Regions from separate parts of the Homo sapiens genome. Here region 2 is linked to region 1. The links are chromatin contacts, found by Hi-C or POLR2A ChIA-PET in ENCODE. All regions are on one chromosome and are shown on one strand. The core of a region is the stretch at or near the end of the contact, and the rest is flanking DNA. Distances in the headings are between cores, read along the strand shown.

Region 1 (5,332 bases), core at 2,594-5,093:
GTGACCTGTGGCATTCTCCTCATGAACAGAGTTACAGATGTTTCTATGAAAAAGTTACTGAGCATTTGTCTGCTTTTATGCAAAATGTATAGCAAAAATTTATTCCCCAGCCGGGCACGGTGGCTCACTCCTATAATCCCAGCACTTTGGAAGGCCGAGGCGGGTGGATCACCTGAGGCCAGGAGTTCAAGACCAGCCTGGCCAACATGGTAAACCCTGTCTCTACTAAAAATACAAAAATTAGCCAGGCGTGGTGGTGGGTGCCTGTAATCCCAGCTACTCGGGAGGCTGAGGCAGGAGAATCACTTGAACCCAGGAGGCAGAGTGAAACTCCGTCTCAAAAAAAAAAAATTATTCCTCATATCCCAACATTATATCCGTTAATGGAAGAGCCCCAGTGGTATGGGTGCACGTCTCTGTGGTTCATCATATAACAGCAGCAGGATAATGAAGCTCAACCTCTCAAAAGCTTTCAACTAAAACCCTCCCTCTGATCCACCTTTTATGACTAGGCCTATTGCACTGGCTCATTTTTCCCCACTATGGCAAAGATCCATCACTGTTTCTTTTTAGCACCAGGAATGTCACACAGCGGCACACGTGCAGCTCTGCCATTCTGGGGGTTCCTGCTCTTCCCTGGGGAAGCTTCCAGAAGAAACTGCCTTGTCTGCAAGTCTTCCGTGGTTTGTAGGATCCAGACCCTACTTGCATCACAAACAAACTCATTTTAGAGATTCTGGTTTTAAAAAGAATCTTCCTATTTTGTCGGATCTGATGCCTCACCCAGCTGCATGAAATATCTGATGATTACTGGTGGTCAGGGGTCTCTGAATGAAACTGACAGGCAGAGACATTCAGGAGGGAGCAGCTCAGTGCAGCAGCACAGAGATAGAACCTTAGAGCCTTGAGTCAGTCCCTGTGCAGAAAAATGAACGATAGAGTCATAGAAGCTCAGAGTGGGAGGTGAGACTTGTAATTGTGAAAACAGCTCACATTTACTGTGCATCCGTTTCATCCTCCTTCCACCCTGTGAGCATGCTCCCGTCCCCAACCCATGAGGAGTGAGGTTAAATGACTTGCTACTTGGAGCGTAAGAGGTAATCCACCTTCTCCCCAGTGTACAGATGTGGCAGGCAAAGCCCAGGGAGTCTCTAGGGCCTGCAGAAGGGAATGAAGCATTGTAAGAGCTGGATCCCTGTGGTTTACCCTTCGTGCCAATGCTTATAGTGAGCTGAAAGGCTTTGGTCAGAAATCTTACTAGACATTTCAGCTTTTGCAGCACAAAGACATTTAAATTCTACCAGAACAAACACTCCTGTGGCCAGTTTTTCATAGTTTTTTCAGAAGCTGCTTTGGGTGGATTTGATGTATCAAAAGAGAAAGAATCATCCTCAGAGCTTCCCAAGTAGACTAGGAGGAGAGAAACTGCTTTAATCAGGGACACATCATGCCAGGCAGTTGCCCAAGGGGATGATTTCAGAAGCCTGGGAAAGACCCTGGCTTCCAAAAGTAACTTCCTCCCCCACACCTCCTAGCACAGCCTCATGCCTTTGACTTCAAGCTTAGGTAACCTCTGAGAAGTCAGCTCTCCTAGAAAGGTAAAACTATCAGTCATTTAAGCTGTAGTACGAACTAAGAAGCTACCCCAAGCAGAGTAGAGAATGGCAAAGATCAGTATAAAGAGATCTGGGGCCGGGCGCCGTGGCTCACACTTGTAATCCCAGCACTTTGGGAGGCAGAGACAGTCAGATCACCTGAGGCCAGGAGTTCAAGACCAGCCTGGCCAATATGGAGAAACCCCGTCTCTACTAAAAATACAAAAATTAGCTGGGTGTGGCGGCGGGCGCCTGTAATCTCAGCTACTCAGGAGATTGAGGCAGGAGAATCGCTTGAACGTGGAAGGTGAAGGTTGCAGTGAGCTGAGATCATGCCATTGCACTCCAGCCTGGGCAACAGAGTGAAACTCCATCTAAAAAAAAAAAAAGAGAGAGAGAGAGAGAGAGATCTGGGCCAGCCAAAGGCACATGTTCTGGATCTCTCCACTTTGCCTGAACCTGCACCTATTGGGATCATCTCAGTTCCCTTTGAGGATGTGGGGGCCTCAGAGCCTGGAAAGCCACACCCCTATTCTCCTGCCCACTATCAGCTACTGGATCAGAATCCACCAACTGTTGACAGGTTCAGCCAGTGTTCTCAAACAACCTCATGTGCAGGGTGCTCACTCAGGACAGGATTATGGGTGCCGGAGGAGACCATCCCAATAATAATCATAATAAGTTGTTGCACACACTGTCCGGATGTCAGGTGAGGGGATGAGTAGGGAAGAGCCAATCAAAGCTGGAAGCAGCAGTAGAAATAACAAGCTACTGTTCTCAGGGATGGCTTCATGGTAGAGGCAGCATCTCAGCAGGTCCTAGGGGTAAGAATGAGTTTGGCAGATGGAGATGGGAAGGACAGTTGTACAGGAGCCGAGGCGAGTGCCCACAGCACAGTTTTTGAAAGTACTAGATGATGCTGCAGCACAGAGCCACAGCAGGACAGCAGGCTGGGCAGCTGAGCCCTGCCATCCCCTTCCCTGGGATCTGCACCGCCCTGGTCCTTCTGGGCTCATGTATGAAAGGAGCAGCCCCAGGAATGTTGATGAAAGATGAGACTACACGCCTGGTGTCCTCGAAAGTGCAGCAATGCCAGTCTCTTAGCAACCATGTTTCCCCCGGCTGTGTCCACAAGTCCTTTGCAGATACAAGGGAAGAAGGACCGTACTGACCCCAGGGGCACCAGGAGCTGGGCTTCTCTGATCTTCCTTGGCACCCCTCCTCTACCTTAGCTGGCACCCGATGTGGTGCAGGCAATAGGGATGTCTTGGGATCCTAAGCCCAGCCTTGAGGAGGGGCGCATACTGACTTGTCTACAATTATAGGATGCTAGAAATTTACAGAGTGAATTCACAAACAGCAACTCCTCTGAGCCCCACAAAATCCTGCAAGAGAAAAGAGAGGTGGCATGAATTGTCTCATTCTATAAATAAGAAACCAAACTGAGGTTCTAAGAATCTCCGTGATTTCAGGCCACCTGTGCCCTGGGGATGGGAGTTGTTCATCAGCCTGGATCTCTGGCATCACACAAGACTGTCCCCTCTAGAGCAAGTCTGCACACGAAGCTAGCATTTTCCAGGCACTTCAAGAAATCTTGTCTTTCATTTTCTCTTTTCTGAGTGACTTGGGGTTCTGCCGAATTCCTGTTTCTGCAGAGGGCTGTAGCCTTTTCTCCTTTCCACATACTTTGGTGCTCTCCTAGCTAGGATAAAATGCTCTTTTTTTCCCCCTCTTTGGTTTTATGAGAATTTTTTTAGCGATGTCAGACTTCAAAGGAGGCCTCCTAACCATAAAGATCTCAACCAGACTCACATTTGTGATTCTTTCTCATGCCTGCGTGAAAAGGACAGTGGTGCTAACACATGGCTCATCTCCCCCTTGACATTCAGCCTCCTTTAAGTGATTTTACAAAGCCCCCTCACTTTCTCTTTCGGGTCCTAAATTAGTATGTCAGGAATCAACAGCTGCCTTCTCAGCCAAGAAGCTGGGCGCCTGGGGACTTCATTCTTCACCGCTGTCTGGAGCCCCGAAGATCTCTGTGCTCCCTGCCTCGTGTCAGCAGCCCGCTCCCCTCAAATGTCTGGCTTTCCTCAGCAACTGGCTACATGCTCCTGTTCTTGCTAAGTCACTGAAACCCTGGCCACAAGGCGGACGAAGCGAGATTTAATTGAATCTTTCAGCAATGATTCACAGAACAAAGCCTGACTGTCTGACCTGGAAACCACACAGTGGGGAGTTTAGAAACCCCGAGCCTAGTCAAAACAACGTTCCTCTTTCAGCCATTGATTGAAGTTCAAAGTAACAAAGCCGTAAGTCAGAACAAGCCATTGTCATGGCAAGGGCGGTGCAAGAAACACACTTACCTGGGCATGCAGCCTTGTGGGGTGAGGCTTCCCTGGCCTGTCAATCATGTCGGTCCCATTGGGACTGGCTTCAGGGACAACATGGCCTCCTGGGAGAAACTTCCCAGCTAGTCAGTGAAGCTCAGTGGTTGAGGTTAGGGGACTGTGTTAGTTTCCTGTGGCTGCCATAACAAATTGCCACAAACTGTGTGGTTTAAAACAACAGAAATGTATTCTCTTACAGCCCTAGAGGCTAGAATTCCAAGATCAAGGCGCTGGCATTTCTGTGCTCCCTCTGAAGGCTCCAGGAGAGGATCCTTCCTTGCTTCCCCCAGCATCTGGTGACTCCCAGCAACCCTTGACATCCCTTGAGTCATCTTTGCATTACTCCAGTTTCTGCCTCTGTCTTCGCATGGCATCTCTCTGTGTACCCCTGTGTGTCTTCTCCTCTTCTTATAAGGATGCTGATCATTGAATTTAGCAGCCAACCTAATCTAGTATGACCTCATCTTAACAAATCACATTTACACAAACCTTATTTCCAAAAAGCGTGACAACCTGAGGTTCTAGGTAGATGTGGATATTTGGGAGACACATAGGGAACCATGGCTTTTTTGCTAAATGCCACATATCTCCTGCTCCCTGCCCCCATCTTGTGGAGTTAGTTATTCCATCCTCAATTTTGAGACCTCCTCCACAGACTAAACTCTTGGTGCATGATGTTGAATCTTGACCTTTCAACTTTCAGGTTTGAGGAAACAAACAGTGCCAGCCTTTGACATAGGACCCAGTGTGATTTGATGGAAAGAGCATTGAAAGTTAATGCAAGGCAGACTGGAAGGTGAAACAGTGGACAGTATCTAGGGACATAAATGATCAGCCAAAACAGTCTGGGCTGGGTGCAATGGTTCATACCTGAAATCCCAGCATTTTGGGAGGCTGAGGCGGGATCCCTTGAGCCCAGGAGTTCGAGATCAGCCTGGGCAACATGGCAAAACCCATCTCTACAAAAAATACAAAAATTAGCCCAGTGTAGTGGTGCATGCCTGTAGTACCAGCTACTTTGGAGGCTGAGACAAGGAGTATCTCTTGAGCCTAGGAGGTTGAGGCTGCAGCGACCATGATCGTGCTATTGTACTCCAGCCTGGGTGACAGAGTGAGACCCTGTCTCAAAAAAAAAAAAAAAAAAAAAAAGTCTGGTCAGAGTTGTTGATAGACCACCAGACACTTTCTCTAAAACCATTTGTTACACCGCATACCACATCGTTGGAGAAGGAAATGTTGGTGGCAGTGAAATGACTATAATAATATAATATAGGATAATAAAATATGAGTGAATAAAATAGGTGTGTACCCCATTCATAACAGTCCCTGTCTGTCTGTGAGAAAGGAAGC
Region 2 (5,868 bases), core at 2,607-5,106, 160 kb before region 1:
AAGTGAGGATAATAACAGTCTTTGCTGGGTATGAATACTCTGAGGATTAAATGAGTTACTTCATGTTAAGTAGTTAGCAGACAGTATTACTTCAACAAATTAATGGCTAGTATTATTGTCAGTCCCTAAGAACACAGTTTACAATCACTATGCTACTATTAATACTGATATATTTAGGGCATAATTTATTATTCTATTATTTGCTTTTTACTTCTACCTGTTTCTATATTTCTTTTTTCTTCATCCTTGTGTTCTTTTGCTTTTATGGAATATTTAAAATTTATTCTATTTTGATTATGAAGTAGAATATGAGTGTGATGGTTAACACTCTTTCAGTATTTTTTTACAGCTTACCTAGAGATTGCAGCTGGCTTTCCTGACTTACTCAAATATGATATAAATCAGTACTCTTTGCCTCATCTCAGTTAATGCAAAGACTTCTTTTCACTCCCTTCTAACTTATTGCTGTTGTTGTCATTTATTTTAATTGCATACGTATTTCTTTTTTTTTTTTTTTTTTTTGAGACAGATTCTTGCTCTGTCACCCGGGCTGGAGTGCAGTGGTACAATCTCAGTTCACTACAATCTCTGCCTCCCAGGTTCAAGCGATTCTCCTGCCTCAGCCTTCCAAGTAGCTGGGACTACAGGTGCACGCCACAATGCCCTGCTAATTTTTATATTTTTAGTAGAGATGGGGTTTTGCCATGTTGGCCAGGCTGGTCTCAAACTCCTGACCTCAAGTGATCCACCCGCCTCAACCTCCCAAAGTGCTGGGATTACAAGTGTGCACCACCATGCCTGGAATATTTCATATTCTATTCAAGTGTTATTATTATAGATTGGTATAGTCAAGATGCATTTCAATTTACAGACATATTTGCCTTTTCTTGCTTTTTGCTCCTTCCTGGAATCATTTTCCTTCTTCCTGAAAAATATCTTTAATATCCTCTTTAGTTCAGGTTTACTAGTGACAAATTCCCTGGGTTTTTTGTTTGTTTTGGTGGGGTTCTTGGTCTGAAATTGTCTTTATTTTGTTTTCATGTCTTCATTCTTGAAGAATATTTTCACCCTATATAGAATTCCAGGTTGGAGGATAACTTTCAGAATTTCTTTTATTATCTTCTGGTTTTCATTATTTTTATTTTATTTTATCATTTTATTATTTTTTAATTTTCAAGGCAGCAACTGTGAATTAATGTTCCTTCTCCAAAATTAGTGTTTCTTTTTTCCTCTAGTCTCTTTTAAGATTTTCTCATTGTCCTTGGTTTTCAGCCATTTTCTCTGATGTAGTTTTCTCTGAATTTATCTTGCTTCTTGAACCTCTAGCTTGATATTTTCTGCCAGTTTGGAAAATGGTCAGTCAAGGCCTCTACATATAACGTATCTACATCATTCTCATTCTGTTATTCTGTTAAAAGGAACCTCATGACATCTATGTTAGAACTTCTGTCTCTTACCCTTTCTTCTATATTTTTCATACTTTTTTTTATCTCTATGCCTCCTTCTGAATTTTTTTAAATCTATCTTTCAATTCACTGACTCTCTCTTACTCTTTGATATGCTTCAGTCCTTCCACTGTTTCTAATTTTAGCTATTGCACTTTTCAGCTCTAACATTTCCCTTTAGTTATCCTTACAGGTCCCAATTATTCATCAAAATTTCTTATCTTTTCTTGTAATCTCCTTAACCGTTTAAGCATTGTTATTTTAAATCCTGTGCTTGGTAACTATTATCTGGAGCCCCTTTGGGTCTGTTTCTATTTTTCTTTTCTTATTCTTCTCTGTGCCTTAATATGTTTGATTGACTGTCTCATGTATATAAAAAAGTATAAACATGATTGAAGACTTTATCTTTAACCTAGATAAAGAAGGAAGGTTTATTTTTCTTTATAGCAGGTGGCCAGAAGTATCAGCATTCTAGGATCAATTTCAAGGACTGAGATAATCATAAAACAGACTTCAGTTCTTGTAAGGCTACTTCACTTTTCATCCACCCTTGCTCCCAGGATATAGTACTTGCCTGTCTTAATCTAAAGCATGGAAGGTTATCCAGAAGCTTCTTCTGGGTGGGCCCTGGACTTCCATTTTTCTCCCACTCACTACGCGAAGCTGGCAAAGGCCCTGATTACCTTTGCAAGTTCTCTCTCGAGAACTCTCCTCCCTCTTCCAGTACTGGCCTCTGCCTTAGGGTAAATTTCATCTCTCTGTTTCTGCTTTCTCTTGGATCTTGGCCTTTACTGCATTAAGAGCTTTCCAATGCCTTCAATTAGATGATGATGATAATGAAGATGACAGTGATACGTGTGTGTATGTTTTGCCTCGATTTCAAGTTGTCTTAGCATAGAGTTGGTCCAAATCATCTGCATCATCCCATCTACTATTTCAGGAAGTAGAAGTCTGGAGTCTGTTTTTCAAAGGTATGTGTTTTTTTAAAATATCATTTTGAAAAGAGAGCCAGGGAAAAAAATTATGTTTAACATTTTCAAACTTAGTTTACTACAAATTCTTTGTTTTTGTGAGGCAGCCCATGGAACAAATGTTCCATGGCATCTCAACTTACAAAAGTCTTAGATTTCAAAAGGCTCTTCCTAAGAATTTTGCTTTTAAGTTCAGAGTGGTGTTAAACAAGGAATCATTGTATTCACTTTTATGCAAAGTTAAGTTACAAGAAGAGAACTGTGTTTCATGGTTTTCCTGTGACTCATCCCACTCCATGTAACATTTGCCACTCTCTCACCACTTTCTCTTTTTCGAAAAAAATACTTCTACTTTTATTTTTATTGTAATCATACACACAGGGAACATGAGATTGGTTAAGAAGAATCCTAAGGTCAGGTACATAATAACATTTTTAAAGTTTTATTTTGAAATAACTATAGATTCCCAGAAAGTTACAAAAATAATACACAGAGTCCAGTGTACCCTTCACCCAGCTTCCCCTAATGATAACATTTTGTATAACCACAGTACAATATCAAGACCAAGAAACTGATGTTGTTAGAACATCAATTGTTTGGCTCTTAACTGTACTGCAGATCTTGTTTAATTTTCACCATTTTTTACATGTGGTTAATACTTGTATGTTTGTATGTGTGCATGTGTGTGTGCGTGAAATTCTATGCAACTTTATCTAGTGTATTGATTTGGGTAACTACCAGTGCAACTAAGAGGCAGAACTGCTCTGTTACTACAGAGGTCACTCTGTGACCCCCTCAGGTCACCTTCTTACATTCATACCGCAGCATCATCAACCCTGGCAACCACCAACTTGTTCTCCATCTCTATAATTTTGTTCTTTTAAGAATGTTATATAAATGGAATCAAACAGCACAAAATCTTTTGCCATTTACTTTTTTTTCACTAAGCATAATGCCCTTGAGGTCCATCAGGAATGACATTTTTACTCCTTTTTCATCTTTCCTAGCATCTTTGATCCCTGTAAGATGCCATTTTTTAAATTTCCTTCTTTTTACAGAATGAGAAAATAAGACACAGGGAAGATAAATTATCAAAAATCATGAACAGAAGAAATGAAAGATTTCTTGACACTCCAGTTCAGAGTTACTTCCAACAGACTTTGCTTCCTCTAAGACCACTTCTTTCTTCCTGACCAGTTTGGAACAGATCAGCTAAAGGTCATGGTAGATAAACACAGCCACAGAATAGTTAATCGAAAGTTGGTTCTATGAAAATCAAATACTTGACTTTGCCTGAAGCAAAGTAGTGCATTATTTTCCATTAGTCAGAACTATCGGGCTGGTAATTTGGAAATCAGACGCATACTCTTAAAAGAATGTCTAAATCTGAATGGAATTTCTAAGCTCTTAGCTCAAGAGATGATTAATTGAAAAACAAGAAATGGATGCATTGACTGTGTTTACAAGTGATATGTCCTGGTTTTATTCTTTATCTGTTGTCATCTTTGGGGGTTTCCATTAAGGTCATCAAATTTTGAATAAGCCTGACAAGCATTCAACAGCTTTCAGCAGTGGGAAAGAATGTTTATGGAGGGGGCAAGAATGTTTTCAAGTCCAAGAGCAGACATTAACACTGAGGCCTGCATGAGTACTCTTGAAGAATCTTTTTATTTTATTGTATTTTATTTTTAAAGTACTGGTTACAAAGACGGCTAACATATCTCTGTAGCCAAATTTTCATGAGTGGCCTCCTCCCAAGGCTGTCCAGTTTGGACTGAGGGAGCCATTGACCCCAGTCTTTACCTGCTGCAGACTTTTCTTTCATGAAGCCCAGGAGAACATCCAAGGACTGGTGGGCCCTTACTACCTTTATCTAAGTGCTGATCACACTGTTCCAAAGGCACTTGGAATTGGTAGAATTTAGGGACAGGAAGGAAGTAGACATAATTGCACAGTATCTTACACGATTGGGATCCCCGACCAAACATCTCACTGGAGTCATGCTGTTTTCGGAGAGTATGAAACTCTATTCTTGGCACAGCAAATGTAGCCATGCAATTTTAGCCTAAGAAACCACAACTTGGTTCTTAAAAACATTAATATCTCAAGCACATTCTCTCCCAAACCACGTTAATATTCATCTTCAGAGATGTGCTGAATTTTATTGCTGGGGTCATGGTTCAATTAGTTATCTCCCCTATAGATATGAGAGTTGATCTTGTATTTGGGAAATTAGTTGACACAATTTATTCACCTCCTTACACGTGTTATAACAGGTGAACTACTCTCTCTTTAGAGGGTTTGAAAGTTCATTTAGTCTTTTTCCTTTAATATTTTTCATCATAACTGGATTTCTATTTATTTCGGTTCATTGGGTATTTACCTCGGAAAGTATTTCTTTCCATTTTAAACATGGTGAGCATTATAGTGGCTTAGAATAGATTTGAAAGCTAGAAAGTGTTTATCTAAAATGAGTCAGATTTTGAAGATTTTGCTGTTCTCCCATTAATGCTTAATGATTGCTTTTTCCATCAAATGAGGGAGACTGTGTAAAGTTTCCTAAGCAAGGAATGTCAGCTACTAGGAAGGAAGATCTTTTCTAATTCTCCCAATCTACAGTTCACAGACCTGAGACAATTTAAGATGTGGAAAATTCAAGTTGCGGAAAAAAGGCTAAAAATGCCAGTTTTTGAAGATAATATGCCCTTGGCAGAAAGGCAACATCTTTTTCCTAGGAAAAGAGCTTAAATAAGTCTTGTAAAAAAAAAAAATCACTCGGTATGTTGGACATCAAATACCTCTTAAACAAATAACATTTGGGTGAGCTAACTGCAAAGGTACCAATTGTGTATTAAATTTTCCTCTAAATAAGAAACCCATGGACATAAAAAATAAGGGGGAAAATTCACAGCTTTTTCTCACACCATAGGGTGGAGGCCACCCACTTAGTTTGGGGACCCTGCACTCTTCACATTCAAAGTAGATCAAAGCACTTAAAAACTAAAAGTTGACAATCAAGGGATATTTTTATAACACAAGGAAAAAAAGTATTTTGCAGTTTCCATCACACATGGGAAGGTGATTAATTGTATTGGAAGCGGGGAGGCTTATAATATTCAAAGAAATCATCTTAAGTGCATATCTTCTTCCTCATTTATACATACAAAGAGCTGTATGGCAATGCATAGGAAGGAAATGGCACAGGAAATGAACATTTTCAAGAACTTATTATTGAAGTTTATAATTTATATACATTTATTGTCTTCTCAATGATTACAAAGTCTCTAAAGGTAAATGAACAGTTATCATTTGCACCAAATGACCATCCATGCACTTCAGAAATACCATAAGATAAAATATAAAGTGCTGCTTTAAAAGACCATCAACGGATTCTACCTTGCAAAACCCCACCCATCTAACAATGCGATCATTTTATCAGCTTTTCTCCTGGA

The links. Hi-C counts contacts between places; a loop is a spot of excess contacts on that map. ChIA-PET counts read pairs that join two places held with the same protein, here RNA polymerase II (POLR2A). Pooled maps may share reads with other maps.
Region 2: a loop to region 1 is called in a pooled map, with 2.3 times the contacts of the local background. The contact joins two enhancer-like sites. A Hi-C loop is called at or near these places in 3 of 50 pooled maps. POLR2A ChIA-PET finds 5 or more read pairs at or near these places in 2 of 52 experiments (Caco-2 and activated T-cell).

What each region holds. Positions count from the first base shown.
Region 1 is chr21:34,985,667-34,990,998 of GRCh38, reverse strand. All of the region lies in intron 2 of RUNX1 (RUNX family transcription factor 1), which reads left to right. Among named protein-coding and RNA genes, the nearest start is that of RUNX1-IT1, 51 kb to the left of the region's middle. RefSeq lists a silencer at 1-127 and enhancers at 839-948, 3,580-3,629. Within about 2 kb of position 3,843, at least 8 of the 41 ENCODE cell types and tissues checked have a DNase peak (open chromatin) inside an H3K27ac peak, as active enhancers do.
Region 2 is chr21:35,147,844-35,153,711 of GRCh38, reverse strand. No RefSeq gene overlaps it. Among named protein-coding and RNA genes, the nearest start is that of RUNX1, 100 kb to the right of the region's middle. Within about 2 kb of position 3,856, at least 3 of the 41 ENCODE cell types and tissues checked have a DNase peak (open chromatin) inside an H3K27ac peak, as active enhancers do.